Regions from separate parts of the Homo sapiens genome. Here region 2 is linked to region 1. Evidence: read pairs that join two places in POLR2A ChIA-PET (ENCODE). Cell type or tissue: endothelial cell of umbilical vein. All regions are shown on one strand. Each heading gives the region's core, and the rest is flanking DNA. Links, peaks and the distances in the headings are about the cores only. Region 1 has its middle 32 kb from the start of ADGRF5. Region 2 overlaps ADGRF1 (adhesion G protein-coupled receptor F1).

What was found. Peaks named below come from ENCODE experiments on the same cell type or tissue, not always from the same donor. Only the 100,000 strongest peaks of a DNase experiment are listed, where the experiment ranks them.
Region 2: POLR2A ChIA-PET joins it to region 1 with 6 read pairs; 2 of 35 experiments call an interaction of 5 or more read pairs at or near these places.

What each region holds. Positions count from the first base shown.
Region 1 is chr6:46,945,843-46,961,447 of GRCh38, forward strand. It overlaps a transcript of ADGRF5 not described here. Among named protein-coding and RNA genes, the nearest start is that of ADGRF5, 32 kb to the left of the region's middle. In endothelial cell of umbilical vein, for the core only: no CTCF peak of the experiment used is centred there; a DNase peak (open chromatin) is centred at 9,249.
Region 2 is chr6:47,011,152-47,026,756 of GRCh38, forward strand. It overlaps ADGRF1 (adhesion G protein-coupled receptor F1), which reads right to left. Exons shown (of 15, transcript NM_153840.4): 4 at 14,703-14,852; 5 at 12,893-13,066; 6 at 10,807-10,907; 7 at 9,580-9,638; 8 at 5,466-5,617; 9 at 3,530-3,693; 10 at 856-1,044. Among named protein-coding and RNA genes, the nearest start is that of ADGRF1, 23 kb to the right of the region's middle. In endothelial cell of umbilical vein, for the core only: no CTCF peak of the experiment used is centred there; no DNase peak of the experiment used is centred there.

The DNA of each region.
Region 1 (15,605 bases), core at 6,998-10,997:
AGGAGAAAAGTCATGTCTTACATGGTGGCAGTAAAGGGAGCTTGTTCAGGGGAACTCCCATTTATTAAACCATCAGATCTCATGAGACGTATTCACCACCATGAGAACGGTATGAGGGAAGCTGCCCTCATGATTCAAATATCTCTACCTGGTCCCAACCTTGACATGTGGGGATTATTACAGCTCAAGGTGAGATTTGGGTGGGGACACAGCCAAACTATATCAACAGAGAAGGCAGGAAAGAGAAATCCAGGCAGAGGAATGAACCACAGTAGGGAGAAAGAATGAATGGAGAAGAGGTGGCTGGCCCCGGTTATAGCCATTGGGAAGCTGAGGAAATGGCAGAGGGAAAGGAACCTGTAAAAAACAACTGAGAAGTTGCAGCCAGAGAAGAAGGAGGGAGGCCAGGAGCATTGGTGTCCTGGAAGGCAGGGACAAGACTAGAGGAAGTGGAGAACAGTGTGAAGTCCTGCTGACAGTAAATGAGTTGGATTTGAGGATACAGAGGTCAAAGAGAATCTTGGCAAAAGCATTTGCTGAGGTACACTGGGGTAGCGTAGACAGAACACAATGTGAATGGTTGGTGATGATGTGAAGACGTGAATCGCCATAATCCTTTCAAGAATTTTGTGGTGAGGGAAAATGAAGATGGAAGTGCAGCTGAGGAAAAATATGGGTTAGGAAGAGCTTCTGCTCCTATTGTTTTAAGATGAGAAGGATCTAAGCATAATTAAATGCTAACAGGAAAGGGCCAATAAGAGGTGAGCCTAGTGAGGCTATGGGAATAAAGGGCAGGAGCACGGGAGAGCTGAGCTCTGGAGGCAGGGAAGGGTCCCTCTTCCCTTGGGACAAAACAGGAGGGCAAAAGAGATGGGTATTGAGGCTGATCCTGGCACAGATTTGGTGGTGAGAAGGCCAATGGCGTTATTTCCTCCAAGAAGGCACAGCCGTTTCCTGAGAGCAGGCTGTGTGTGCAAGTGTGTACATGTGTATGTGCATGGTGCACACACTGGGCTTCGCTAGTGCTTGGAGATTTAAGGACGGTGAAGACACCATAAAGATGTCTCTGGGGATAATTGAAGAGTTCCAGGCTGAGTGAGGGCCCATGTCCCTCTTCTAATCTTTACTGGCCTTAGACCATACAAATATCTGGCTTCTTTGCACTCTCATTTGCAACACGTTGAGTTTGTGTGTTTGTATATATGTATAAATATATGGTCTTGAATTTTCCTGCAGGCAGAATCTCTGGTTTCTCTTAGTACCTAGTAGAGTTCAGACACATAGAATATATTCAATAAATAATTCTTAGTTGATTGAAATACCTTTCAACTCATTATACCCCAGCTTTAGCCAATAAGTAGACTCCAAAGGTGAAAAGCAACTATAATTCTGAGATAGCCCTTCCCTAGGGACAGGGAACTGCAATTGAGTCATCATTTTTAGCATATGGGAATACATATTACGATAAAGAAAGAAGTGTTCTCTGGTCTGACCAATGATGGCTGCATGTCATAACACTGAATGAAAACCTTTTAAAATGCAATACGTTTTGTGCTTTACCTATTTCCTCTCCATTAACACACAAACATATGCACACTCATGCACACAAATGCACACATATGTGCACATCTGCGGGTGCACACCACTACCAAAACCCAAACATCTTTTTGCTCCTTAGATGGCTGGCAGCGTGAATTTTCTGTAATGTAAACGAAGAAGTGGTGGGCAGGATAAAGGGTTAAGTAAGGATCTCTAGTAATGCTCCAACTTGTTCTTTGAGGAGTAACAAAGAGAGGAAGCACAGGCTTTGTGGAAGGAAATTCCCAGGCCCCACTTCGGACATTCGCAACCTGCCCTGTGAACCTCTGAGGGGTGTCTGATAATAAACACTTGCAAACAAAACAATCCATGAAGGCATTTTTACTAACATTCTCACATTCTCACCAAAGGGCTACAGCACATTTTCCTGAATCTGCGGACCTTGGAGGGGGGACCTGGACATCCACCTGCCAGCAGAGGCCAACAACCCAGTCCCTGCTCAGGCTGGTGTTTGTACGTGCAGGTCCCCCTTGCTCCTTGGGCCTTTGATTGGGCAGGGGTGGTGATGGGGCTGTGGAATGCAGATCACAGACTCAACACCGGACAGGATGTGTGTGGACTGCTGTGTGCAGACCTGAGACCCACCTCTTCATCTTTCACGGAGACCCCCAGACATAGCCCTGAGCATTGCAACTTTGAGTAATAATGCAGTGACCTTCCCCAGGAGTAGAAGGAACTTGACAAAGGCATGAAAAGCTTTGCTTGTAAAGTGTGCCAATTAAGTAACAAATTGGCCTTCTTTTCCTGTAGTAGCAAAACAAACAAATAAAACCCCTGGAGACTTGACAGTAAATATTTGTGCACAAGTTTCTTGTAAGAAGCTCAAAACATGTTAGGACCAAGATGCAAAAACTTAAGCAAAAGTCTAGTTTGGGTGAGATTATTTGTAATATTATACCTTATTTATCCCCAAACTAATAGGATGTGAGATCTGTTATGCCCATTTCATCAATGAATAAATAAAGGATCAGAAACTGGCCTAGAATAATAGTAAAGTTCTGGGTGATTCAGGTATCTGATACTTGCTCTAGTGAGTGTGTGTGTGTGTGTGTGTGTGTGTGTGTGTGTGTGTGTATGTGTGTGTTTATTGGGGCTGTGTGTACACAGATTTATGGCTTTTTTAAAACAAAATATTCTTAAAATCACTTTATTAATTGCAATTCAAGCCAAGATCCTCAAACAGCATCGCTGTCTCAGGTCTAGACCAGAATTCACTTCACAGTACGGGTGAGATTTAGATCCTTGACTACAAAAAGAAAGCTGACGCTTTACTTTTGAATTGCCGTCACCGGTCTCTGGAATATTTTTGGATGACTACTCATTTGCATCTGTCCAGAGTTGGCGGGCAATCTCCCTCTTGACCCCAGCCCTCAAGACCACATTGATCCAACCGAGGTGATGACAGGTTCCAGATTTTACTCTAGGCGGGGTTAACATGAGCCTCTACTCAGGCCTCCTTCTGTCCTTTGTGCTACAACAATGGGCGGAAACACAGCCTTGTTAGAGGAAATTCCCAGGGCCATGCTTTGGACATGAGACAGTGGCTTTGCTATGCTGGGTAGGCTGATGCGCATCTAAAAATAAATACCCTGGTCTGCAAGGGTTTCTATGATTTTGTCATGTACAGTTGATTACATTTCAAAGGATTTTTTTTAATTAGTGTTTTTAAGAAAGCTAACTTAGGTAAGCCTTGAGAATAAAATATATCATGGCTTTGTTTCGGTCTGAAAACATATAGCATTTGCTTATAACTGTTTCTGTTGAAAGGACTGCTGCTTTCTTCCCCCAGGATCTCAAAGTGAGATTGAAGAAAGCAAAGGCATGCTGAGATGCTGCCCAAGCATGGTCAGAAACATGTGAGGGTCCAGAACTGCAAGTTCTTTGAGTCCACAAAGGATAAAGTATTAACAGAAAGCTCTGGGGCTGCCTGGAGTGGTTGCTGATGTGTATAGGGTCTACCTAAGCCTAAGTCTTACTTCTCTAAAAGTTTCCAGATCCCTACTTCACAAAGAGACTGCTCTTGAGGTGGTTCATGTAGCAGAAAAGGAAAGATGGGTAGAAGGCAGTGGCCAGTGAACTTGACTCACAGCAGGCAGACAGTTCCAGCCAGCTTTCTTCTCTCTCCAAAAGTCAAATATTCCATTCATAGTCCTTGCAACTTAGAAGATGGTAGAATCAGTTTCTTTTTCACATTTTAAAGTTAGACCTCGGAATGGCTAGGAACCCATATCCATGTAGTCATATTTCCATTTTAGCTAGAGGAGAAATCAGGGCCAAAGCTCTGAGTCTTGCTGTTATTTGCCTGACTCTACTTGAGCTGAAAATGTACAGAAATGTGGCAGTTTTCCATCAAATAGGAATGTGTTTGCAGCACAAGAAGTAACCCATAATTTAGTTAAAGAGTAACCCAAGAAGAGTGGTTTACAGTGAAGTTTTCCCTCCTCATTGTTCTCGTTTCTTTTTTGCTCTTTCCTGGAAGTCCAGCCTACTCCATTGTTACTAAGACCCTATTTTAAACTTACTGCAGCAGATAGGTAGGGCTAGCTGGTGAAAAGTCAGCTATCCTCACTCTAGCCTGATGATATTTTTTGCAGACCTTCATTTGGTGGCTTGGATCACCGCACTGACATCACGAGACTCTTGATAGCTTTGAGCGGGAAGGGACCTTTGAGGTCATCACCCGGACTCCACCCATTATGGGCATCCCTTTGGGAACACCCTGGCCACTAGTCCATCTTCCAGGGTGCTGGAACATTGCCCGGGACAAGGCGTTCACCACACCACAAGGCAGCTCACTCATTTTTAGATGATTCTGATGGTGGGTAAATCCTTCCACACATTGAGCTGAAATCTGTTGCGCTATAATTTCCACCCATTGATCTTCTGTTGGCCTTCCCTTTTCCCACACAGAGCAACCTTTAAATATTTAAAAGCAGCCCTCATGTGCTCAAGATGTACTTCTTACTTTAATTGTCCCCTGAATGATCCTTCAACTGTTTGGTGAATGACAGTTTTCTCATTTTCACCATCTTGGCCAACCTCCTCTTTTAAGACCTGGTGTTTTTTGTTTTTTGTTTGTTTTGTTTTGTTTTGAGACAGAGTCTTGCCCTGTCGCCAGGCTGGAGTGCAGTGGCACAATCTCAGCTCACTGAAACCTCCGCCTCCCGGGTTCAAGCAATTCTCCTGCCTCAGCCTCCTGAGTAGCTGGGACTACAGGCAAGCACCACCACATCCAGCTAACTTTTGTATTTTTAGTAGAGACGGGGTTTCACCGTGTTAGCCAGGAAGGTCTCGATCTCTTGACTTCGTGATCCGCTCACCTCAGCCTCCCAAAGTGCTGGGATTACAGGCATGAGCCACTGCGCCTGGCTGACTTGGTGTTTTTTTAAAGGAACCTATTTGGCACTTTAGATAATTAATCTTCTTACAACTTTGTGCACTAAGTATTAGTTCATATTTTCAGAAACAAAGACTTGGCAAGATACAATCACTTGTTCAAGACAGGAGATTAAAAACCAGGTCTGCCTCTTTCTAGCCCACAACATGCCTCTCATTAAAAAAGAAATATTGAGCCAGATATAGTCCAGGCTGATCTCAAATTATAGCCTGAGATCTGTGGCAGGCCACTGGAAACCTCTCATGCAGGTTAATATCCCTTTTGTTATTACGACGTGTGTTTATTGACAGAGATTAAGGTGAACTTGAGTGGGTAAGAAATTACCAGCAGAAAACATTCAGTTGCTGAAAGGCAGCTGTAGACAAGGTGGGCATGGTGGAAGCCTGGAGGCAGAAAGGCATAGGAGCAACACGAAGCAAGAAGGGATTCTAGAGGTGCAGGAGGCATCTCATTTGGAAGCTCTGGACAATGGAGGGAGAAGAGAAGAAGGCTGGAAGACAGAAATAGCTGTCCCTTGAGAGCGCCTCGGCAGTTTACTTCAGCCTAAACCTGCTGGCTGTGTCTGTTTGCTTTCTCCCAAGTGTCCATGTGCTCTATGGAAGGGCAAAGCATGGGGGAAAATGATACTATGCCCTTCTCCACCATTTGATTCTAGGTGAAATATGGCTAAGACACAAATCTTTGGGTGGAAAAAGGAGAATACCACATGTAGTCAGAAAGGGAATCCTTTTAGCTGTGCTGCAGTGAGGGATGATGTCAGGAACTGGCTATATGTCTACGTGCTTCTAGGTTTTTCCTGCACCACTTGGTAGAGCTACTTCCTCCTCTTTTCCTGGCTGCTTTCCTAAAGCAGGGACTGCTTAATGGAGGCCTTTCCTCCCTCCTCATCTAACCTGCTTCAAAGCAGCTCTGCACCCAGCAATGAATGTCTCATGGATTTCTCTGAGTTGCAGGGCACTGCTCTCCAGGAGTCACGGGCAAACTGTGCTGTTGGGGAATTACCAAAGCACAATGTTAATGTCAATGGCTGAACATGTGGGCATAGTAATAAAATGGCTCTCTTAAGATCTCTTCGAGCTGGCTTGACTCAGAGAAATACAGAGCACCGCCTTCCAAATTACCATGAAGCATGAGAGAATGTGAGTGCAGAGGCTCTGTGGATATGGTCTTCTCTTTGCACTCTGAAATCAGGGATTCTCTCCCCTGTAGCTCTCTGTCTTTTTCACCACTTGAAAAACTCAAGGTTCAGAGAAAAGTTGTGGACCCACCCAAGGGTCACATGGCAAGATAGTTGCAGGTACAGGACCAAATGTGGGGCCCCAAAGCACAGTTCAGCTGTCTTTCTATTGAACCACACTGACTTCAAGCTTTAAGCTCTCGAGGCCTTTACTTGGATGTGCCAGCATTTGTTAGGGATCAAGCTTATTTCAGTTTTCCTTAATACTTCCATGAAAGAGAGGTAGCATAGAGGATGACAAAAAGTAAGTCCTCCAGATGAGCGCTGCATGGAGGCAGGACTCACATCTATATTGTTTGCCATCATATCCCTAGCACATAGCACACTGCCTGCCCTGTGAAAGGGACTCAGTGAGTCCTTGACTTCGAGTGGCAGAGAATGAGGGGCACTGACAGGGAAACAACTAATGAAAGAGGCTGTCACATAGATGTAAAGAAGTAGATTCTAAAAGGCATGGCACATGGAAAGTACTCAAAATATTTGGTGAGTAAATGAATCCAGCAACATTTCAGAAAGAAGAGTGTGGGAAAATGCTATAGGGATTAAAAATATCCTTGGAAGATTCAAACTATAGATCTCGATCTGATAATTAGGGTTTTTCAGACAATGTACACATTCATTTGCTCATTCATTCATTCATTTAACAAAATTGATTGAGCAGAAGCTATGTGCCCAAAACTGTGCCAAATGCTATGGGTTTAGACATAGAAGACCAATAACTCCTCAAGAGTCAAAATAAATATAGCAACTATCACTTAATGTGCTTAGGGATATGTCAAAACATTCCACTAAGTACCAGAAAAATAGCAGACCTGAGAACCGCTTAGTAGAAGATGGATGGAGGGGAATGAAGGTGTACAAACCAGGCCTTAATGGGCAATTGGGTGGGGAAGATGAATAGAGGTGTCCCAGGCAGGGAGGACAGCACACACAGAAATAGGCAGGCATTAGAGCATTCAAATATTAGGGAAATGCAAGGTACTTAGTTTAGTTGCAAAGTCAGATACTGAGAGGGTGAGGCTGGCAGGATGATAAGGAGCCGACTTTTGATTTTTCTACCTTCTTTAAGTGAATGCTTCTCAAACTTTAATGTGCATATGCATCACCCAGGGATTAAAATGCAGATTCAGTAAATCTGGGGAGGGAATAAAGAATTTGTTCCCAAGTGATCACTCCCAACTGATGCCTGATGCAGCTAGTCCTTGGACTACACTTTAGGTAGCAAGGCTGTAAGCAACAGAGTGCAATAGAAATATTTCACTGAGGTCGGGCACCATGGCTCCCGCCTATAATCCCAGCATTTTGGGAGGCCAAAGTGGGCAGATCACCTGAGGTCAGGAGTTCGAGACCAGCCTGGGCAACACGGTGAAACCCCTTCTCTACTAAAAATACAAAACATAGCTGGGCGTGGTGGTGCGTGCCTGTAGTCCCAGCTACTTGGGAGGCTGAGGCACAAAGATCACTTGAACCCAAGAGGCAGAGGTTGTGCTGAGATTGCACCACTGTACTCCAGGCTGGGCGACAGAGTGAGACACAGTCTCAGAAAAAAAAAATTATATATATATAGATATATGTGTATATATATATATATATATATATATATATATATATATATCTCACTGACAGTGGCATTATTAGAATTGCATATTCCCAAGACCCCTGTAGCAGGGTATGGAAGATAGAATGGAGGGAGACTGTATTGAGGTAAAATACATAAGTGGTAAGAAATTATGAGCATCGGAACTAAATAAGCTAGAAAAGAATAGTAAATGTTCAATAAATAGGTATGAATTGTTTGATATTCCATGAAGTCTGTATAAATTATTTCTCTTAGAGTAAAGGCTGGTTGTGAAGACAAAATGAAACAATAAAAACATAAGATGACAAAAAAATCCAGAGAAATTTATAGTGGTACTTAAATAAGACCTGGCTCCTCTCTGAGTCTCAGTGACCTATCATCTTGAGCCTCAATGGTGACCAACAAGAGCACCCAGCTAAGGAGTGAGCACCATCCCTGCAGACAACCACCACCACAAGCCTCCGAGACATCCCTGGATATTCGTTGTCACTACTGGTATTGAATTTCAGGAAACCTCGGGAATAACAACTGTTTAACCACAAATTCTAGAAAATAATGTGGAAGTCCACCAGATCCCTGAACAAAGTACTCTTTTTTTTTTCTTATAGCACATAGGCACTCTAAATTAGGAACACCCGTTCCTATTTCTGTTAGCAAATTCTCTGTCAAATCTACTATTTAACTGAAAACCTCAGAAAGGAGTAATAAAGAAATCATGGTAGAGGTCTATACTATTAAAAAGAAAAGGCAGTTAGTAAAAATTACCCCTTATGCAGAAGCCAAAAAAAAAAAAAAACTACTTCTAATGAGATTTGCACTCCAAAGAAAATAAGAATCGACACCATGATCTATATACTGGCTGGCATTCTTTATCCAAAGATGTACAGATTTGAAAAATCCATATGTCATATCCCATCTCACTATTTGCCCCTCACAGTCTTGTAAATCAGTAAATCTCCACAAGACACACAGGTTGAGAGCGTGAAGCCAGCTAGAAAAGCCACGTGGAAATGCACATCTATTCCAGAGCAGCCGGATTCACATTTAACATGGCAAATCAAAACGATGCAGGTACCTACCTTTCTCTTCTGGAGTTTTCAGGCTTCTAAAATTTAACACCTTACTGCTGATCTGCCCAAAACCCTCTCAGGTGAGGTGAACCTCGAGGGCATCCCATTCAATCACACAGCCAGAGGAGGGTGGGGTTTCACAAGACCAGACTTCAAATGCTGGGGCTCTTGCGGGTTCCCAGGCTGTCGGGAGCAGAGGTGAACTGCCTTCTGTTCTCTGCTGCAGGAAGAAGACGGGAGACACTGACTGACTGGAGGTGGGGGGCGGGGGCTTGGGGGAGGGAAGTAATATGGGGACTGTAATAAATAAGAGATCCTCTCCACATGATTTCCTATATTTGGTGCCTGATGCCTCTCTCCAGGCTCCCTAGAGGAAACAGGAAACTTGTCCTCTGGCCACTGGAAAGAAGAGAATAAACATACTGAGAACTGTGAAAAGAAGCAGCAGGACCCCAGGCAAGGAGCTGATGGGCCAGCCAACTTTACCTTTTACCAAGTGCTTTCTTCCTGAAGTTCCTCTAAGTGTTTAACTCTGTAAAAGTCAAGAATGTCCTCATCTTCTTCCACTGAGCTGGAGCATATTCTGGCCCCAGTCCAGATGTCATATTACAGAGCAGCTGATGACAGGCAGGTTAGAACAGGCCCTGGAAGAATCCATTCCCAGCCTCAGGCAAGACCCCCTAAGCTCTGTCTTTGGAAAGTCTGATCTTTCTTAATCTTGGACTGACTCCAAAGCCCTCAGGCCATTTTGCCTTAGAGTTTAAAGAATTATCAGGAGGCCACCATCCGTGGAGTGAAGTAGGACCCTCTACATTATTTATGGGGTTTCATGTAAAATGAAAATGTGATGCCACTCATTTGAAAATTAAGAATTTCAAGATGGTGACAATAGAACATTAAAGCAAGTGTGGGGACTCTCTGGAGCACAGGGCTCTATGCAACTGTACCAGGCCGTAGACTCACCAAGCCAGTCCTGGCTGTAGAAAGAACGTGGGAACTCTGGGCCATGTGGATTTTCACAAGCTGAGTTGTTGAGAGACCTGGACTACCTCCATTGTGTTCAGCAGGGTGACAGTCAGTCCTCCAACAGCAGCACACTTGGAAGCTGCTGCAAGGCAGCAGAGGGGGAGGAGGGTGGATGCTGGGTTGCGGGTGTGAGCAGGCAAAGACCACAAACACATCACTGAGTAAAAATCACACAGTGGTCTCCTTGCCCATATTTTCCCTCACTTCCTATCCATTCTCCTCTCAGCAACCAGGGTAATGTCTCTCAAATGCCATCTTCATGGTGGGATTCCCATGCTTAAAATCTTTCAGGAGCTTAAGGATATAGGTCAAACCCTTAAATGCACAATGGCCAATCTCTTCTACTTTCCCTCAAAGCCCACTTTCACCTGTGCTCTCCTCATGCCCTTTCTCATTCCCTCCTTCCCCACCTCTCTCCACTCAATGAAGTATGTCCTCCCCTCCAAGATCCAATTCCTTGAATCTGACATCCTTCAGAATGCATTTTCCAATTTCTGGGCCCCTTTGGTGTTCTTCCAAGCAAACCATGCTTGTCTCTCTCATAACACTAAAGCAAGGAAGCCTGCCTACTTGTCTCTCTGTCTCCTGCTGGGCTGTCCCTCTGTGAGGTCAAGGACTGTGTCTGCTTCACCATTATATCCCTAGCATCCAGGACCCAGCAGTGTCTGGTTTGTGTGGGTTTAATGTTAGGAGGAGGAGCGTCATCAACTACAGTTATTGCTGGGTGCGATGGTGCGCACTTGTACAAGTCCCAGCTACTCCGGTGGCTGAGGCAGGAGGATTGTTGGATCCCAGGAGTTTGAGACCAGCCTGGTCTCAAAATAAAATCAAATTAATTTTTGATTAATTTAAAAATAAAATCAAATTATTTTTGATTAATTTACAAAATAAAATCAAATTAATTACAGTTATTACATGTTAGGGAAAGGAGAATATATGACTTAGAGGAAAACACAAGACTGTTGTTATAGTTTTACAAAGTGGAGCAACTTCACGGGTGATATTGCGGAGCTATTGCTGAATATTATGAAAATGCTGCAGTTTGTCATATGCTGTGTATTGCTGCCTCACAGAGATTATTATAAGCAGGCAACAACCTCTATTCAAAAAGTGAAGTCTTAGATAATGCCCACAAGAAGGAGGACTAAAGTTAGCAAGGGTGAATGAAATGGGAGTCTGTTGGAGGTGAGGGGAGAGAGAGGGAGAAAGAAGGGGCAGTGGAAAGGAAAGAGGAAAAGAGGAGGGAGGGATATGGGAGGAAGGATAAAGACAGGAGAAGTGGGAAGAAGCACATGAATGGAACAAAGCTTAGAAAACAGTGAGGTGGTGGGGAGGGGAGGAAAACCCCTGTGAAGTCAGCATTTATCTGGAAGCAGTGCACCACAGGCAGGCTCTGTGCACCCTGCCTGACTCTCCTGCACTTTCTCAGGCTCCCCGATGAATCAAGCCTGTTTTTCTAGAAGTCAAAAGGCAAAAGGGGGTCTAGGGACATGCCACGACCGCTCTTAAAACACAACAGTTAGCTTCTGCATTTTGTTTGGACTTTGAAACATTATTAAACCACATAGTCATTTTTTATTTCATGATTTTGAATACTTCCATGACAATATTACGTCTGGAATTTCTAAGCATATATTCTGGTTACTTTTCATGGTTCCCCTGAATCAAGAGGTCACTTTGTGTGTTGACGAGGACTGTATATGAGTGAGAAGCCCCAGGTGAGGCTGGATGATTGGAGTACAAGCTGCAGTAACAAGACCCATACTCTATCATCTGTAAAGGTAATCAAAACATAGGTGATTCTCAATATCTGGTTTTGTGCATTTAATTGTCATTTAATATATGCATCTATCTAGAACAAAGCAAAGATATTTATTAAGCCAATCATTTGAACTTACTTTATGAAGTCTCAATTTGGTTCCTAATTAATGGATATTACTTCCATTGGAAATGGAAGTGTCAGAAAAAATAGTGAAAGGCTTTAAAATAGGAAAAGATGACTGGGTGTCCTGTCAACAGAGTGTTGAGAGTTTTCTAGCAAACAACTTACAGCTGGAGAGCTGAATCTATAGGGGTCTCTACATTTGATCATCTTTGACTGGATGTTTAATAATTCTGAAGGACGTAGAAACTAATAGTAATACAAATGATTTTTGACCATAGAAATGCACATTAGTTTTGTCCAGTAGATATATAATTGCCTTCCACCCTATAGAAATGGTTATTTCAAACATTAAATTTTAGTGCACGTTAGGATATTAGCCAGTTTTTGTAGCTCTTAGCAAACTCAGTTCAGCATTCCTGATTGTCTCTATATAAATATATCTGCTCTTGGGATTTCCCTTTGAATAAGTTCTAACGTTTTACCACTCCCTTCATTAATTAATGAGTTAAATAAAATCTCTTTCACATGTCATTTTATATTGGAGTCAGGATTTCACCTTTTGAAAATGGTCTTTTAACAGAAGGCAGGTGATAGTGCTTACAGCAAGTTGTATCAGGAATTTTCAATGGCAAAACTGTTTTCTTAAATATTTGGCCTATTTTTATACGTTCCTTGAGTATGTAAAATAAAAACAGGGAATAAACTAAGTGTGTTGATTATGAAAGTGAATGACAAAGTGATATCAGCTGAACAATTAGGTGTGTACAGAGTTTCAGTTAGGGCAGGAGTACAGGCAAAGCCCAAAGCAGAACTATGTAAAACAATAACTGGACACGGGTTTACTAAATATGGTGAAAGTGGCCTAGGTTTGGACTCACTAAAACCAGTACCTTGGAGGAAAGAAAACCTTGATAAGCAAAGGGCATACATTTCAGGTGTTCAGTATTTTTTAAGACAGTGTTTTTAGGAATTCTTGCCACATAGGCAACTATTCAGAAATGTCCTACTATCAATCAGCTATAGCAAAGCGTTCAACATAGGGGACAGTGACATTTTGAAAGGAATAAATCAGAAAACATAAATATATTTGTGTGGTTTGGTTTCTCTTTAATTTTTATATTTGCTGTGTTTTTAGTGTGTGTGACTTACAATCTATATTTTTAAATATCAAAGATATAAAATAATTTATCTTTAAGGATCGGTCTGGCCAATCAGTTTGGTTTGACTCACTAAAGCTCTTAGTACCAGATCAGCAGCCAAACATAAGGCCTTTTTGTTTTGTTTTGTTTAATTTTTATTTTCAAAATGAATTTGCCATTAATTCTGTAATTTAGAGCAGGGGAAATGACTTATCTAACAGCTCAGTGTGGAAGTTTGGAAGTTTGGAAGTTCCTGAGAACAGTGATTCTTGATTTTGGAGTAATCATGAGAACTATAAATGATCAATGGCAAATAATACAACAAATGTGATCTACGAGGTGCTTAAAGATCACTTCCCACAAACGTGTGGCTCTTTCTGCAAGAACCATGAGTAGACTTGTGAAGGGAGACTCCATCACAGACTGACACACGAGCTTTGTCTTCACCTGCATTAGAGGTGAGGCTCTCCTTTCATTGTCAGTTTTTCTCTGCCAACTACTAATATCACATTTGTCATTGAAGATGGAGCTCTAAGAGGGGACTATTAAGGAGCTCTATAACTTTCATTATTTCACATAAAAATAAAAAGGAAGTATGGACACTATAATATTAAACCCGTCAAAGAAGGAATAAACATGTAAAACATCAGTAGCATTGTTCTTGGGAAAAAAGGAATGTTGGCCTAAAGAAGGGCAACTGACAGCTATCATATATTTCCCTTAAAACTAAAGGTGTTAGGGAAAGAGAGAGAGAGAGAGGGAGAGAGGGAGGAAGAGGGACAGAGGATGGAGAAAGGAAGGAAGGGAGGAAGGAAGGAAGGAAGGAAGGAAAAGAAGGAAAGAGAAAGAAGGGAAAGAAAGAGAGAAAGAAGGGAAAGAAAGAAAGAAAGGGAGAGAAAGAGAGAGAGAAGGGGAGGGAAGGAGGGAGGGAAGAAAGGAGGAAAGAAAGAGGGAGGGAGGAAGGGGAGAGAGAGAAAAGAAAGTGAAGGAGGGAGGGAGGGAGAGTGGGAAGGAAGGAAGGAAAGAAGGAAGGAAGGAAGTAGAGGAGGGAGGGAGGGAAGATGAGGGAGGGAGGGAAGATGAGGGAGGGAGGGAGGGAAGCAAGGAAGGAGGGAGAAAGGGAAGGAAGAGAGGAAGGGAGGGAGGGAGGGGACATACATACATACATAGATTAAACCAAGTGTTTTAGGGAACTAGGGATTCTCAAATCCTGCTTAGTGTTTTGGGAAGAATTAGAAACTCTCACACACTGCTTGGTGAGTATAATTCAGTAAACCACTTTGGAGAGCAGTTTCACAGTGTCCAGGATAGTTCAAATTTCTAGTCACATCATATATTCTAGAAAATTCTTGCCTATATATACAAGGAGAAACACAAGAGTGTTCAACTGCAACACTCTTCAAAATAATTATAATACAAATATATATATATGCATCATAGAAACATTAATAGAAAAATTTTGATATTATTACAGAAATAATAAATTAAGTCTGTATGTATCAAGATGGATGGGGAAAAATACATGTAAAAGTTTTTTAAAAAGCCAGAGGGAAAAAGATCAGTTGTAGAAAAAATACATATACAATGCTATATATTGAAAAGCTACACAATACAGTCTAGGAGGAAGAAGGCATGAAATAGGACTAAACAGGGAATAAAGAGGTTTTTCTTTGTATTCTATGTATGAAATAAAAAAGAAAAAAAAGTCAAAATACCAATGTTTAATTCTGCATGGTGTGTAATACAGATGCTTGTTTTTCTCTGTAGGTTGTCTTTTAAAGAAAGAGAAAGAAGTCACTAAACTATTATTTCGAAAAACAGACTCATTTTGAGTCATAGAGTAGACACGTTCTTTTTCACTCTTTATTTACAACTGAGGTAGAAAAAAGTTTCTAGAAAAAGAAGCCTAGGAACAATCATAATTATCTTCCGTCCTTGATGAAATGGCAGTACTGTCCTTAGCTCCATCTCAGATTCACTCACTCTTTCCACGTGAAATGAAACCTCGTGTCCTTAGAGTTAAGGACAAGCATCCTGCTTGTTAGGGAAGCTGATTACTGCGTTTACTGACAGCTTGGGGTTGTCTACTCCATACACCCTTTACTATTCAACACAAGGTGATTTGCTGAAGTAGAACAAAAGTCATTGGCATTGGAGAGCTCAAGGAAGTGAGAAACATCTTAAAAGGGAGGATGTTCACGAGAGAATGTGCGAAACCTCAATAACTACACCTAAACATTTCCCAAAGACGACTCGCTTTAAAAATCTCTGTATCTTTGGAAGTTTGAACTGGATATGATTATATTTAGTTGATGTAAAAAGGAATTTGTCTTTAACAACTAGACTTAGGCATTCTGCATCAGAGTATAAACCCTGTTTGTTTTGTTTGGGTCGTTGGTTTGGTTCGTGGAGTTCAGCAACAAACCAACGTGGATTGGGAATACAACAAAACGCTTTTTTTTTTCTTTTTGTTATAGGGGTAGAGGAGGAAGCTGTGGCTTTTTGAAAAAATGTCCTAAATTTCTCTAACCTCTGGCTTTCATATTAGGCAAGGGATGGCCCTGGTCTCAGCTTCACACCAAACTTTGCCATTTGGTGACTCAGATGGAGAAGTCAAACAAGCAGAGGCCATGTCTTTTTAAAGATGTGACTGTGGGAAATCACCTCACCACC
Region 2 (15,605 bases), core at 7,538-11,537, 66 kb after region 1:
CATTTTTGTGTCATTTTGTTTCAGTTGGTCTCTTGTAAACAACATGTGGTCAGGTTTTTAAAAAAACAAATTGGAGTATCTTTTCTTTAACTCAGGGAGTTTAACTTACTGATATTTAGTGTCACTTCTGAAACAATTTTAATCATATATAGTTAAGTATTATTGTGTGATTATTTAATGTACATTATATAATCCAGTTTTGTAAAACATTATATCCTTTAACATATAAAATGTATACACCCAAAATGTTTGGAAGGATATTTATTGAACAAATATTTATTGAGCACACGCTATATATCACTTGTCATTCTTCTAGGTACTGAGGTGATACCTAAAATGTAAGCAGTGTTTATTTTAAAGTGACCAGGCTACAGATAATTTATTTTTCTTTTTGCTTATTTGCACTTCCTATAGTGACCAAGTATCATTTATGTAATTTGTAAGTTAATCTTTAAATATCCAAACTAAACCATATTCAGTTGAGAGAAGGTGTTATGAAGGGAGTTCTTAAAATATACACTGTTCAAGTCTGAGCTTGCGGCCACAGGAAAGAAAAATTATAGATTGCAAACATGTTGAAAAGGCAGTGCCTATGTCACATAGTGCAAAAGCTTACCCCCTCCTCTAAGCTGGGTGCTGCCCAGGTAACCTGCATAAGAGCAGCTCTGTCTTCCTTTGAACACACACTATTGATCCCGAGTTCCTTGTATACCTCAGAGGAAGCAGTAAAGTTCACATAAAGACGCATACATGGCTTTCTGTCTTTTCCAATAGTTCCCCATATTTAAGGCTTTGTCATTCCTCCTACAGGATCAAGCATTTAAAGTGAGCCCTTCAAGCACAGGCAGACCATACCTCCATTGTTGAATTGGACACCCTGAAATGGCTGGCCAGTGACAGAGATGAAATATTGCTCAGAATCGACACCACCGAAGCCAGATTCCCCACTGTGGTTGATGGGTTTTGCCGAATGATGACAGAAAGATTTTGCACGAAGGATGACACAGCTGCCTCAGTGGCATTGCCTACAATCATACTGAAATTCTAGAAGCGAAAATGGTTAAGTTCTAGAAAACAATGACATGCTGTGTTTCATCAAATTTAAATCAGATGTCTTGGCCATATAGAACTAACATTTGTATGGTGTGTTCTAATGTAGGATAATTACATAACAATAGTAACAAAGGCTGTTATTCAGTGATTTCTATATTTTAGACATTGCACTAGGTGCTTTACCAGGGATTCATTGAATTCTTTCAACATCCTTTGAGGGAGGTACCATTATTATTTTCATTCATTGAATTCTTTCAATATCCTTTGAGGGAGGTGCCATTATTATTTTCATTTTATAGCTAAGGAAACTGAAACTTGCAAAGATTTACTAAAAATCATTTTCATATAAATTATTATCTTAATTATACAGAAACTCATGTTCAATGAGATTTAATGACCTTCCAAAGAGCACTCAGCGGAAAATGTTAGGGTAGGTCTACTGGTAGTAATCCTGTTATGTTCACCACGCTACACTGAGAATGCGTTGTAAGATGGGAAGAGAGAGAAACATACATGGAGATTTGACTACTGGGCTTGTGCCAGCCCCCGTTTTGTCACAAGATTTGTTTTTTTTATTTTTTTCGAGATGGAGTCTTGCTCTGTCAGCCAGGCTGGAGTGCGGTGGCATGATCTCAGCTCACTGCAACCTCTGCCTCCCAGGTTCAAGGGATTCTCCTGCCTCAGCCTCCCAAGTAGCTGGGATTACCGGCATGCACCACCACGCCCAGCTAATTGTTTTTGTATCCTTAGTAGAAACAGGGGTTTCACCATGTTGGCCAGGCTGGTCTTGAACTCTTGACCTCATGATCTGCCCGGCTTGGCCTCCCAAAGTGCTAGGATTACAGGCATGAGCCACTGCACCCGGCCCTAGATTTGGAATTTTACTTCTTTCTTGAGGCTCCCATCTACTTTTACTACACCAGGCTAACTTGGAAAGCAGCAAAGGAAGGCAGTCCCCTTCCACTCAACATTAAGTCCACTCAGGCGCCCAAGTGCCCGCCATTTTCCTTCTTGTTCTTCTCAACTGACAATGCTGTTTTCTGTTCAAGCCACCTGGGATCTGCCTGGAGCGAACTAGTCTCAACTATTGCTCATGTCCAGAATTGAGGCAACGAAGGCAAGAGCAAGAAGAAACCCCAGAATCTAATCCCCTTCCCCAGTTTACAGATGAGGAAACTGAGATCCACAAAGGGAGAAGTAAACATTCCACAGTCCTCTGATGAATACTATTCTGGGGTTTTCTACTGCAGCAGCAGAAGCAAGGTCTCTGGCTGGAATAGAAGTTCTGCTCAATATGGAAATCTACTTGCTGAACAGTATCTGTGAACTGGTCTTGGGGTCCTTCTTTTCTGTGACTTGAGTTCTTCTGATTCCTAGATATTTATTTCCTTCTTTCTGTCTTACTTGTCTTAATACTTGAACCTTCCTAAGAGAGCATCATGTGGAGGGCATAGCACCTGATGTGGTTTGGCTCTGTGTCCCCACCCAAATCTTATGTCGAGTTATAATTCCCAATGTTGGAGGTGGGGCTTGGTGGGAGATGATTGGATCATGGAGGTGGTTTCTAATGGTTTAGCACCATCCCCCAAGTGCTGTCTCATGATACAGTTCTCACAAGATCTGGTTGTTTAAAAGTGTGTAGCATCTCCCCCATTCTCTCTCCATCTCTCTCTTTCTCTCTCTCTCTCTCTCTCTCTCTCCTGTCACCATATAAGGATGTGCTTACTTCCCTTTCGCCTCCCACCATGATTGTAAGTTTCCTGAGGCCTCCCCAGATATGCCTTTTGTACATCCTGCATAACTGTGAGTCAAACCTCTTTTCTTTATAAACTACCCAGTCTCAAATAGTTCTTTATAACAATGTGAGAACAGACTAATACAGCACTGGACTAGGAATCAAGTGACCATGCTTCTAATTCAAAACTATTGCTACCAGAGGAACTATTGGCCCCTTGGTCTTTTGTTTTCTGATCTGCAAAATGAGGTTGGTAAACCAGATGCCCCTTAAGGTCCATTGCAGTTCAGTCATTTTATATGGTTCACCTTTGTCTGACCCACTCCTTGCCCTAATTTCTGGTATAGATATATCCTTACTTGTACTAAGCCTGCTGGCTTATGACTCACACCTTCACTCTTCTCTTTAATTCCCAGGTCTTCTGGACTTCTGAGGCCAGCTTAGTTGCTGCTCTACCATCCATCATAGACCTCCTCAGCAATGATACACTCCTCCACAACACCTCTGCCTGACAAAACTATCAACTCTGTCTTTTGAGCTGCAACCTAGACTCTGCTGCCCAGACGCTACCACTCATGCACGACTCCACGGGTTCACCAGGGTCTGATGTCATCCTTGCTCTTTGCATACTGGCCAATGATGCACGTAGGTATACTTACCCTCCACCTAGCCATGCTCACTGGGATATTGCCACTCTGAAACTCAAGACCAGGGCAAGTCTACACAGTGAAAATGCCTCACCTTGTTCAGTTCTTCAAGCAGAGAGAGCACACAAGTCTCCCTGATGACCTGCCACCCAGAGGACTCACACTTGGCTGTGATGTTTCCCCTGTAGCCACTGCTGCAGGGCAGGGTATATTCATCATCCTTGGACCCAAATCCAAAGACAATGTCATTACACTGGGCTGGAAACAAAAGAAAACAACAAAGAAAAATGATCCTAGAATATCCTGGCACTCTATATAAACCATGTAGTCATGTTCAAATGTTTTAGAACTCATTTTTGGAGATGAAATCCAGGCAAAATTCAGAAGTAAGAGAAGTTTGTCTTTGATGTCCTGCTTCATCCCTCTCAACATTCCTTACTCATTCCTGATGCCTTACCCTCCCTGAGGCTGACTCCTCCTTCCAGGTGTCCGATCTGTGCCAACAATATCACTTTTAATGGGCTATCAACTAGTAAGTATTAGGTGATAATAAGGAAAGATGTGATTACTCTCAGGAAATATTTTTACTCTTTAAAGGAACATTAGAAAGCCAGACAATTTTCCAGACACTATAGAATAAAGCAGTAATGTTATGGTTAAAAGATGGGCAGTTGCTATTTGTGGGTAGCACTTCCTACCTGTACCTCTTTAAGCATAGCTCACATTGCAACCAGTTGCTACTTTTGCTGCTAGCCTTTAATAATGCATTCTTATCATGATTGGAACTAGGAGATGGAAACATTAACTGGAAGATCCACAAGGGCTATGATTTTTTTTTTTTCAGATGGGGTTGCACTCTTGTTGCCCAGGCTGGAGTGCAGTGGTGCAATCTTTGCTCACTGCAACCTCTACCTCCCAGGCTCAAGTGATTCACCTGCCTCAGCCTCCCTAGTACCTGGGAGTACAGGTGCACACCACGATGCCTGGCTATTTATTTATTTATTTATTTATTTATTTTTGTAACAGAGTCTCGCTCTGTCACCCAGGCTGGAGTTAAGTGGAGTGATCTCGGCTCACTGCAACCTCCACCTCCTGGGTTCAAGTGATTCCCCTGCCTTGGCCTCTCGAGTAGCTGGGATTACAGGTGTGTGCCACCACGCCTGGCTAATTTTTTTTTTTTTTTGTATTTTTAGTAGAGGCGGGATTTCACCATGTTGGCCAGGCTGGTCTCAAACTTCTGATCTCAGGCAATCTGCCCTCTTTGGCCTCCCAAAGTTTTGGGATTACAGGCTTTAGCCACTGCACTGGGCCTGGCTAATTTTTGTATTTTTAGTAGAGTCGGGGTTTCACCACGTTGGCCAAGCTGATCTTGAACTCTTGACCTAAAGTCATCTGCCCACTCTGGCCTCCCAAAGTGCTAGGATTATAGACGTGAGCCACTGCACCCAGCCAGAGCTAAGATTTTTGTTTGTTTTCACCATTGCTGCATTTTAAGTGTCTAGACACTTTGGATTCTCAGTAAATATTTATAGAATAAATGTTGTTGAAAGAGAGTGGTACAAATTTTGGTAGGAAAGGCGTAAGATTGAATGTAAAAGAAAAAGATAAATATCTGAAGAAAAACAGTTTGTGTGTGTGTGTGCGTGTCTGTCTGTCTGTCTTTATATGTGTTAAAGACATAATTTCTTGGATTGTGACTTAGGAATATTGTCAGCCTCAGGGCTCTTTCAACATGTGTGCCAGTCAACTATTGCTGAGCCCTTTCCATCACAGCCTGCAGTGAAGTCAGTTCTCCACACTGTTTACACTAAGAGGTACAGATCAGATTTCCAATTAGCAAGAATTTGAAATAGTCAGTTGAAGCTAAGTTTCATCTTGGTGCTGGGGGAAACAGCTGCCTGTTTGTGCTGAAAGGCAGTTAGAGAACAATTCGTTATTCAAACGTCTCAAATCTACTTCCTGAGGACACAAATGAACTACTAATTAAAGGACTCTCTTAACCTAAGCAGAGGATGGGAATCCAGCATTACCTTTTCCGAACACTCTGAAAGAGCCGTCTTCTAATGGAAACAGCTTGTGAAGGGCTGTCTTAGCCTTCTCGGCAACATGTTCAATGGCTGACAGCAGTTCAGATGCACTGCTGGAGCCAACAACTTCATACCCAGCAACGATGCTTCCATTTCTGCAGTGATTATGGGGAAAGAGAAATGAGATTCACTACTTATTTATTCATTCACTCCCGGCCTATGCTGTGTGTACATGCCATGGGGTCCATAGGAATAAAGTAAACAGAGCTTACATTCTAGTGGATAAGGCAAGGCAAATAAAAAAACAAGTATCCACCAAAAATACATATATATATGATATATATATATGTATAAATACATCTGTATATATACAGATATAATTATGGGGCCCCACATTAAATAAAGCTGGTTATGGAAGGCTTTTTTGTGCTGTGGGTCTTTGAAGCTGAGGCCTGAGGCCAGCTATGCAAAGAAGAAAAGGCCAGCTATGCAAAGAACACTGGTGTGGAATGTCAGCACAAGTAAAGGTCCTAAGGCGGGAAAATGCCTGTGAGTTTGACAAGCTTAAATACTAGGATGATTGAAATTCAGCAGCAAGGGAGCAATAGCAGGAGATGATATTGGAGTGGTACCAGGAGTCAGATCTCATAGGACATTAGAGTTGCGATTTCATTCTTTATTAAAAAGTTTTCTTCTTTATTAAAAGGTAGTGGCATCATAAGATTTATCTTTTTAAGACCGTAAAGGCTGCTGTGTAGAAAACAGATGGAAGGGAAGCAAGCAAGGTACAGGGAACTCAGTTAGGAAAGAGCTGGTGGTGGCTTGAACTAGCTGGGTAGCTATGCATGTGGTCAAATTCAGGTTTTATTTGGAGCCAGAGCCATAGAACTTACTAATGGAGAAGATTTGGGATGTGAAAGAAAGAAATCAGTCAATAATAACTCCAAGGAATGGAAAAGCAAGTTTTTGTATATTCTTACCATGGAGTACTACTGGACTACAAAAAGGAAGGAACCACTGATAGAAAAATGAGGATGAATCTCAATGACATTATGCTGAGTGAAAGACGCCGAACATGCAAAAAAAAAAAAAAACTGGATTATTCTATTTATGTGAAGTTCTGGAATAGACTAAACTAACCTGTGATGATAAAAATCATACAAGTGGTTGCTTCTGGCGTGAGGGGATGGCATGGAAAGAGGCTGGAAAGCAACACAAGAGAACTTTTGGGGTTATGGGAATGTTCCATCTTGACAGGAAGGGACTTGCACAAGCGTTTTTCAAAGCTGATAGAGTCATACACAAAGTTTGAGCACATAACTGTGTGCAAGTTATACCTCAATAAAAGAAATTATAGCACAGGATGGCTCCAGGATTGGGTCTCTGCAAGTGGAAGGACAGCATTGCTGTAATGGAAATAGGGAAGACAGTGGGAAAAATAAGTTATAGGTTAGGAAGGGGAGAGTCAGAGGATTCCCAGTTTGGACACATGACATTTGACATCCCAGCTGGAAAACCAAGTGGAGACTGTCAAGTAGGCCGTTGGTTATTTGAGTCTGGAGTTCAGGGGAGTGCCCGAGCTCAAGTAATAAATTTAGAATCCATCAGCATACAGATGTGTTTGAAGACATGAAAGCACATGAGATCAATACATTAAGTCAATCCTGCAATAACTCATGAGATAAGCAGTGTATCATTCCCATTTTATAGATAAGAGAACTGAGGCCCAATGAGAAGTTGGGTGAAAAAATTATTAATTACTAATTGATCGGAAGTTCCGCAGCTCAAATTCTTACTACATTGAACTTCTGCTCACAATGTATAAATAAGTGCAGACACCCTTTTGCTTAATGATGGTCACAATACCTTTGTATTGATATGTCCATTCTATTGATTACAGAGTATTTTCCTGCTTGTTATAGGTTTGATTTAGTGAAGTTAAACCAGGTTCCACAGGTGTATAACTGTCCTGTTTGACAGATAAGTAAATAGAGTGAGAGATTAAGATTTATTTTAATCTGGGCATGGTGACTCATGCCTGTAATCCCAGCACTTTGGGAGGCCAAGGTGTGTGGGTCATTTGAGGCCAGGAGTTCAAGACCAGACTGGTCAACATGGTGAAACCCTTCTTTATTTTTTAAAATAATTTTTTTAAAAGAGATTTATTTTAAATCATATATGCAAAAAGTAAAACTTTAGGCTGGGCTTCGTGTCTCATGCCTGTAATGCCAGTATTATGGGAGGCCAAGGTAGGAAGATCACTAGAGCCCAGGAGTTTAAGACCAGCCTGAGCAACATAGCAAGACCTCAACTAATTAGCCAAGAATGATGGCAAGTGCCTGTGATCCTAGCTACCAGGGAGGCATAGGTGGGATTGCTTGAACCCAGGGGTCAAGGCTGCAGTGAACTGAGATCGCACCACTCCACTCCAGCATGGGCAACAGAGTGAGACCCCATATTGAAACAAAATGAAACAGAACAAAAGTAAAAAGTTGTAGTTTATAGACTTGTGCCTACTTTTACTGTGATTTGGTCTGCAGATTATTGGAGACAGCTTATAAGATATGCATGATAGAATATAAATTAGAAGTATAAATAGAAAACAAGGATCACAGAAAAGAAAAATATGAATATTGAAAGTATGATCAACTGTATAAACCTCAATATAAAAAAAAGCAGTGTTTTTGCTGGTATTGAATTTTAAAGAAAACTATTCATGTATGACTTAAAGGATAATGCCCAGAACAACATGTTTATAGCAAATGCTGTTGAAAATTTCCTATGGGTTGGCCAGATGCAGAGGCTCACACCTGTAATCCCAGCACTTTGGGAAGCCGAGGCAGGCGGATCACGAGGTCAGGAGATCGAGACCATCCTGGCTAACACGGTGAAACCCCATCTCTACGAAAAATACAAAAAAATTAGCCAGGCGTGGTGGCACATGCCTGTAGTCCCAGCTACTCGGGAGGCTGAGGAAGGAGGATAGCGTGAACCAAGGAGGTGGAGGTTGCAGTGAGCCGAGATCGTGCCACTGCACTCCAGCCTAGGCGACAGAGCGAGACTCCATCTCAAAAAAAAAAAAAAAAGAAAAGAAAAGAAAAGAGAAAATGTCCTATGGGTGTTTTTAAGTTAACTGTGAAAAAAAATCACAAGTCAATTTCTCTGACCTCTAAGCCACTTTCTCTAACAAGCAGACAGATTATTAATAGTTGGTAATTAATGTAAACATGGCTAACTAAACAACTTTTGGAATTAAGGCATAAACAAAAGGATAATTTACTAAATATTTCTTTATTTGCTGTAAACAATGACTACTGGGTTTTGAACTATGATGTATACATGTTATCTGTGCAAAGATATCTCACCCAAAGCCCCACTTCTGGCTCCGAATTATGAGGCATCATATCTCCTGTAGTTGCTGAAGGAGAAAATCCACCCTTCGACAACCCGCAACCCTTATCCCCAACCCTCACTTTTTCCCATCCACTGTCACCATGATCTCCTGCCTTCTTTCAAGTTTCTGCCCTACTGCTATTGTTTTGTAGTTCTACTCACTGACCCACAGTTTTGAGAATGCTTTCCAATATTTAAGGTCCTAGGCCAGATGTGGTGGCTCATGCCTGTAATCCCAGCACTTTGGGGGCCGAGGCAGGCGGATCACCTGAGGTCAGGAGTTTGAGACCAGTGTGGCCAACATGGTGAAACCCTGTCTCTACTAAAAATACAAAAAAAGTTAGCTGGATGTGGTGGCAGGTGTCTGTAATTCCAGCTACTTGGGAGGCTGAGGCAGGGGAATCTCTTGAACCCGGTAGGCAGAGGTTGCAGGGTTGCAGTGAGCCTAGATTGTGCCATTGCACTCCAACTTGGGCGACAAGAGTGACATTCTGTCAAAAAAAAAAAAAAATTTAAGGTCCTAAACTCATTTAAGTGAGAATCTAGGCTTTACTCTTCAGACTTTTTAAAGCATCACAGATCCTTGTTCACTTAGTAAAAATCCTACTATAAAGATGACTTCTGTCCTGTTTTCTGTCAGGGTCACCTAAAAACAGCACTCTGCCTTTTGCAGAACTGGTGCCCAATTCTGGGGATGCCCTTCTAAGACCATTGTGTTACTTACCGAAATTGGGTGACCTGAACCGACTCAAAACCTTGAATTCTTTCATATGCTTTTTTAAGCTTAGAAAGAGAACAAAGAACAATGTGTTAATTGTTCTTCCCGTACTTCAGAAAGACATTTGAGCAAAAATTGATACAGACAATAAATAAATCAACAGTAGCAAAGGAGCAAAGAAAAGAGACACAGTGGGAAGTAATTGCATGTCATACAAATACAGTTAAAATAACAGTTGTGAATGTATACATACACACACACATATCCATACATATACACGTATAAAATGTACCTTTGAGATTGCTAATAAATTGTGAATAACCAACTGCTTAGAATAGGAGATGAATTTGATGCCAGATCGTAGAATAAATTTACCCAAAATCCATTTTTTCCTTATGAAAAACAAGCCATTAATTTTTACAGGTACTTAGACCGAATCCATCTATTAAGTATTTGCTCGGGTCTTCAGTTAGAGCTACACCTGAGCCAGCATCCTAGGCAGAGGGACACTGATCTAGTTTTTATGTGACTTTATTATAAAGTTGAGAGTTTTGCTCAGTAACTCTCTTCAGCCTCTAACAACAGAGTTTTCTTTATAGAACAAATCCCAAATGCTGACAATTGAGCTTAGATCATGATTTTTTTTTGTTTTTTGATGTGGAGTCTCACTCTGTCACCCAGGCTGGAGTGCAGTGGCACAATCTCAGCTAACTACAAACTCCACCTCCCGGGTTCAAGCAATTCTCGTGCCTCATCACCTGAGTATCTGGGATTACAGGTGTATGTCACTATGCCCTGCTAATTTTTGTGTTTTTTAGTAGAGATTGGGTTTCACCATCCTGGCCAGGCTGGTCTCGAACTCCTGACCTCAAGTGATCTGCCTGCCTCAGCCTCCCAAAGTACTGGGATTACAGGCGTGAGCCACCATGCCCGGTCCATAAAAATTTTTTATAAAAAAATTAAAAGAGAAAATAATCAAGAAGCCTTAGTATATTGCTAAAATAAGTGAGCAAAACTGAACACAAGAGAAGTGCAAAGAAGTCAGCTGCTAAACTTTCCTAGAAAGAAGATACTCAGGGAATTTCAACTGTGGGCAGAGCAAATAACTGTTTTGTTATTTGCTCACTGAAAACGAATAATTAAGAATATGTATTAAATATACATGCTGAATTGAAAACATTTGAACTTGAGTGTAGCAAACGATTCCTTATATAATAAGTAGAAAGTGCTTACTTGAATTTCAATTCCATTTGCATATTTGGAGTATATAGCAGAAGATGAATTCAAAAGGTCATTTGTAAACCTTTCATTAATTTTGAAAGTGCCCCAAATCTCTGTAGGAAATAAAAATAAGTTTATAGACATAATAAATTTCTAACTTGATTTACTAGTAGCATACAATTATAGAAGTACAATTCAGAGTCATCTATTCAACAGTGATGTTTCAAATTTTTTTCATAAGAAATGTTCACCTAAAATAACACAGGATGCATACATAAAAGCAGAGTTTCTGACTGCAGATTTGGAGCAGTAATAGGGAAGTGCTGGTAATCAAGGCAACCTTAAAAGTAGGTAAATGCGTGGCCTCTCATGTGTCACTAAAGAAGGCATTCACTGAACTCTGAAATGTATCTTCATCTGGGCAATAAGCTTAAGCATTGTCCCTATTAAAAATTAAACGATGACCGTAACAGCAACACTACTTGCTAACTCCAACACATTCCTTACTTACCCATTGCCAGTACTTCTCTGCAATGGGACAATTCTCTGTGTGGACAAATTCTATTTATCCTTCATTCAGGACCTAGTCAAATATCATCTCTTCCACAAGGTCTTCTCTAATCCTCAGATGCAGAGTCTTTCTCTCCTCTAAATTCCTACAGTACTTTATCCCTATCTGCCTCCCATCCTCTTACATATTCCTAAACATTGATTTGTGTATGTCTCATCTATGCACATCTCCACGGTACTGTGGGAAGCTCCTCATAAGTGTCATCCCTGTCTGATCCAGTTTTGTATCTTTCAAAGATGGATTAGACATGGACCACCTTTTTCTTTCCTTTCTTTCTTTTCTTTTTTCTTTTTTTTTTTTTTTTTTTAGTCAGGGTCTCACTTTTGTCACCTAGGCTAGTGTGCAGTGGCACGATCTTGGCTCACTGCAGCCTCAGTCTTCTGGGTTCAAGCAATCCTCTTCCCTCAGCCCCCCAAGTAGCTGGTACTACAGGCACACACCACCACACCTGTAAATAGCTAATTTTTGTATTTTTTGTAGAGATGCATTTTTGCCATGTTGCCCAAGCTGGTCTCGAACTCCTCCTGAGCTCAAGCAATCAGCCCGCCTTAGGCTTCCAAATTGCTAGGATTACAAGTGTAAGCCACTGTGCCCATCTTTCAAAACATAGGCTTTCATCAACATTCATTGAAGAAATTACATTATTTTCTTTCTTGTATTACAGTCTGGCCTCTACAACTAGTCTCCTAATTCATAGACAGCAAGAGAAATTCTTCTGTGTGTCCTCCTAGAATTTGCCCCTGATCTGGGTGAAAAGATGGTGCTTAATAAGTAATGTGTTGCCATAACCTGAATTGCTGTAGTCCCAGGAAGGAGAGCCAGTATTCCCAATTAAGCTGGGCTATTTCAGGCTCACTCTTTGCTCAGTTCCACCAATATCTGGGGCTTCCAGTTAACTGGAGTAATCATTGCAGGAGCTTAGTAAAGTCCTTTATGTCCTGGAGTCCATGTCATTTGGCTCATCTCACCTTTCATTGAACATAAATCTAAGTTAACCATAGCTCCCTCAGCTTCCATTGGTTTCCTAAGCTAGACTTTTAGCTTTTGTTCTGTTTTAACAAGGCATTCAGTACACATATTTGTTGACAATTGAGAGATTTCTTTTAATGGAATCATTCACTATATATTCCTCCCTGCATTCATATCTCTAGACTCCCCTTTTCTTGAAATTGATGTTGGCAAAAGACGTGAAAAGAGAGTAGGAAGACAAATGTTGCTTACTCAAGCAGTTCCTCTTTTTGGAATTTTAGCAACTCTTCCTCAATCTCAATAAAATCATATGATTGCAGAGCTGAGCTGGATGGACCTAAAGGTTGAAGTGACCTTCACATGTCACCATGTGTTTCTGGATCTTCTGTACTATGAAAGTTCTCACTGGGTCCAGACAGGCCTAACATGATGTATCATCACTGTCCCTCAATCTCCCTGTAAACAAACATTGACTAGCTAGACAATGAGCAAGCGTCCCCTCTCTGTTGCATGTTGGGGTGGGAGAAGCCCCAGCCCAGAGCATTCTTAGTTGCTTACTTGTTCTCTCACAGAAATTGACACTCTGGCTGAGGTTGTTGAGATGACATTCACAGCTTGGGAGTGCTCCAGCCGTGTGAAGGTAGCAGTTCTGGGGATCAAGGCATGAGGGAGGAAACCAGGTGTAGCTGTCTTCACAGGTACACTGCAGGACTCCATTCAGGCTGTTGCAGTCTGCACAAGAAATAGAACTCAGTCTCATGGATTCTGGTTTATAAACTGACTACTGCTGAGCAGTGATTTTATTTTATATATGTTTATTTTTCAGATTAACTTCCTACATCTTCTATGAGTTTTGTTTTGTTTTGTTGCCTAGGCTAGAATACAGTGGCATGATCTCAGCTCACTGCAACCTCTGCCTCCTGGGTTCAGGTGAATCTTGTGCGTCAGCCACCTGAGTAGCTGGGATTACAGGCACGCACCATCACCCTGGCTAGTTTTTGTATTTTCAGTAGAGACAGTATTTTGCCATGTTGGCCAGGCTGGTCTTGAACTCCTGAGCTCAAGTGATCTGCCCGCCTTGGCCTCCCAAAGTGCTGGGATTACAGGCGTGAGCCACCGCGCCTGACCCTGAGTAGTGATTTGTGATCCTTAGCTCTCACATGGAATCTGGACCAAGGATTTGGTTGGTGCAAAAGTAATAGCAATTTTTGCCATTAAAAGTAAAATAATGGTTAATATTTCTCACCAAAAGCTAGAAGGATGAAACCAGGACAGCAATATAGTCAAGGTAAGAAAATGTCCAACTCAATAAATTCTGAGGTTGGTATCAGAAAGCTAACAAACATAAAGCTACAATGGCTGGGATTAGCATGCAAAAGAAGGATGTATACCCCATACATAGCCACTGCAATGGAAGAGAGAAGCAGAAGAGGACACTTGTAACAGGAGAGTTGTTTAAAGGATTCTAGAGCGTATTTGACCACCATCTCATTGGAGGCTCCTTTCTATCCACCTGCTACCACTCCCAAGTAGGCCTTATAAGCAAGATGACAAAGGCAGAGAAACATTTTTGGGGAAAGTCATGATGAAAAGTTTCTCTAGTAGCAATCCTATATGCCTGCCCCCTTCTATTACACCTGAAATTCCCACCGAAGTCGTCTTTTTTTTTCTTTCAGTAGATCAAGAACCAGGGCAAAGTCACCAGACACCTTTGTGAAAATACCCATGGTGTGCAGTGAATGGGTCTCAAGCTTTATTGCGACACAGAATCACCTGGAAGATCTCACCCTGGAGTTTCTGATCCTCTTAAGTCAAGACAAATGAAGAATTTGCATTTTTGCTAAGTTCCCTAATGCTGCTGCTGCTGGCCTGGGGACCATGCTTTAAGAATCACTGCTTTAGATCAATAATTTAACTTCTCTGAATCCCACCTTTGTGCTTATTAATGTTGTTTGCCAAATATTTCTTGCTGTCTTCCAGGTACACAGGATTGCATATCCTAGTCCCCTGAAGTTAAGTGGGGCCATGGAGCCAGTTCTAGCCAAAAAGTTGTTGGCAGAGTTACTGCGGTCACTTCTGAGTTAGAGAATTTAATTGCCCGTGGAAAACCCTCCAGTGTTTCATCTATTTTTTGCTCAGCATGGGTACATATGAGATAGGGTCTGATACATCACTGGGTACTGGTGGCAACAAATACAGCCCTCTGCCAATCTGCAATGGACATGTAGCATGAAGAAGATATAAAGCATTTATTCTTTTAAATCACAGAGATTGTAGGGATGATTGTTTCCACAGCATAACCCAACCTAGCCTGACTGATATACCCGCCTTCCCCATTTATACATCCAGTCACCGAGAGCCACCTTACCTGTGGTAGCCTTTGCTCTGATAATTCTAATTAGCCCATGTGACCATAATAATGGAGGCTTCAAGAGCTTCAGAAAATTTCTCAAATCTCTTTTCTCCTTGGAATCTCTATAGGTCACCTGAAGCAGCAGCTGATATTCTTCGACTGGGCCTAAAGAGAGAAAGAGAGTCAGAAACCTTTTTTTCTGTCCTTGGGGAAAATATTGCTGAGGAAGTGACTGAGAAACAATCATCAAATTTAGGTCAGGGACTCTACCATGCTGCTTGTTCCTGAGTTCCTCTCATCCAAACATGGACTAACAATGAACACTGAGGGTAAACACAAGCAAATGGTTCCCACACACGCCAAATATACGTCTGTCCTCTCACTTCTGCCAGGCCAGCTGCCCCAGTGCTGTCTGTCCCTCCCCAGAATCACTCTCCCAATGTTATACACTTCCTCAGGGCACACCCAGAGTCAAGCTTCAGGTGTCAAGACTGAAGGGGGAAGAGGTGAGGAAATCCAAGTCAACCTTCCCTCCCCCGCCCCCAGCTCTGATCTCCTTGAAGTATCTCCAGTATAAGACCCCTCAATCTCACACTTACAAAGAGCCCTTTCTTCTCCTGTGAAAATATTCCATTCGTTAGCTGCGTGTGGGTATTTATATGAAATCCAAAAGCAAAACAAACTAAATCTTCCCTTGAGGCTTGATGCACCCTCACCTCCAGCTCATCATTTCTGCACAGCACCTTTTCTTTCCCCACAGAGAAGCCATTAACTGATTTTGACAGGGAAAGGAGAGGAATCCTATGAGTCTTCTCCCATCCAAAATTCACTTAAGCCCATTCACATAAAACTTGACATGAAATTCCCAGGGGCTTCAAGGTCCCCCGAAGCTCACCTATGAAAGACCTGACATCTCAC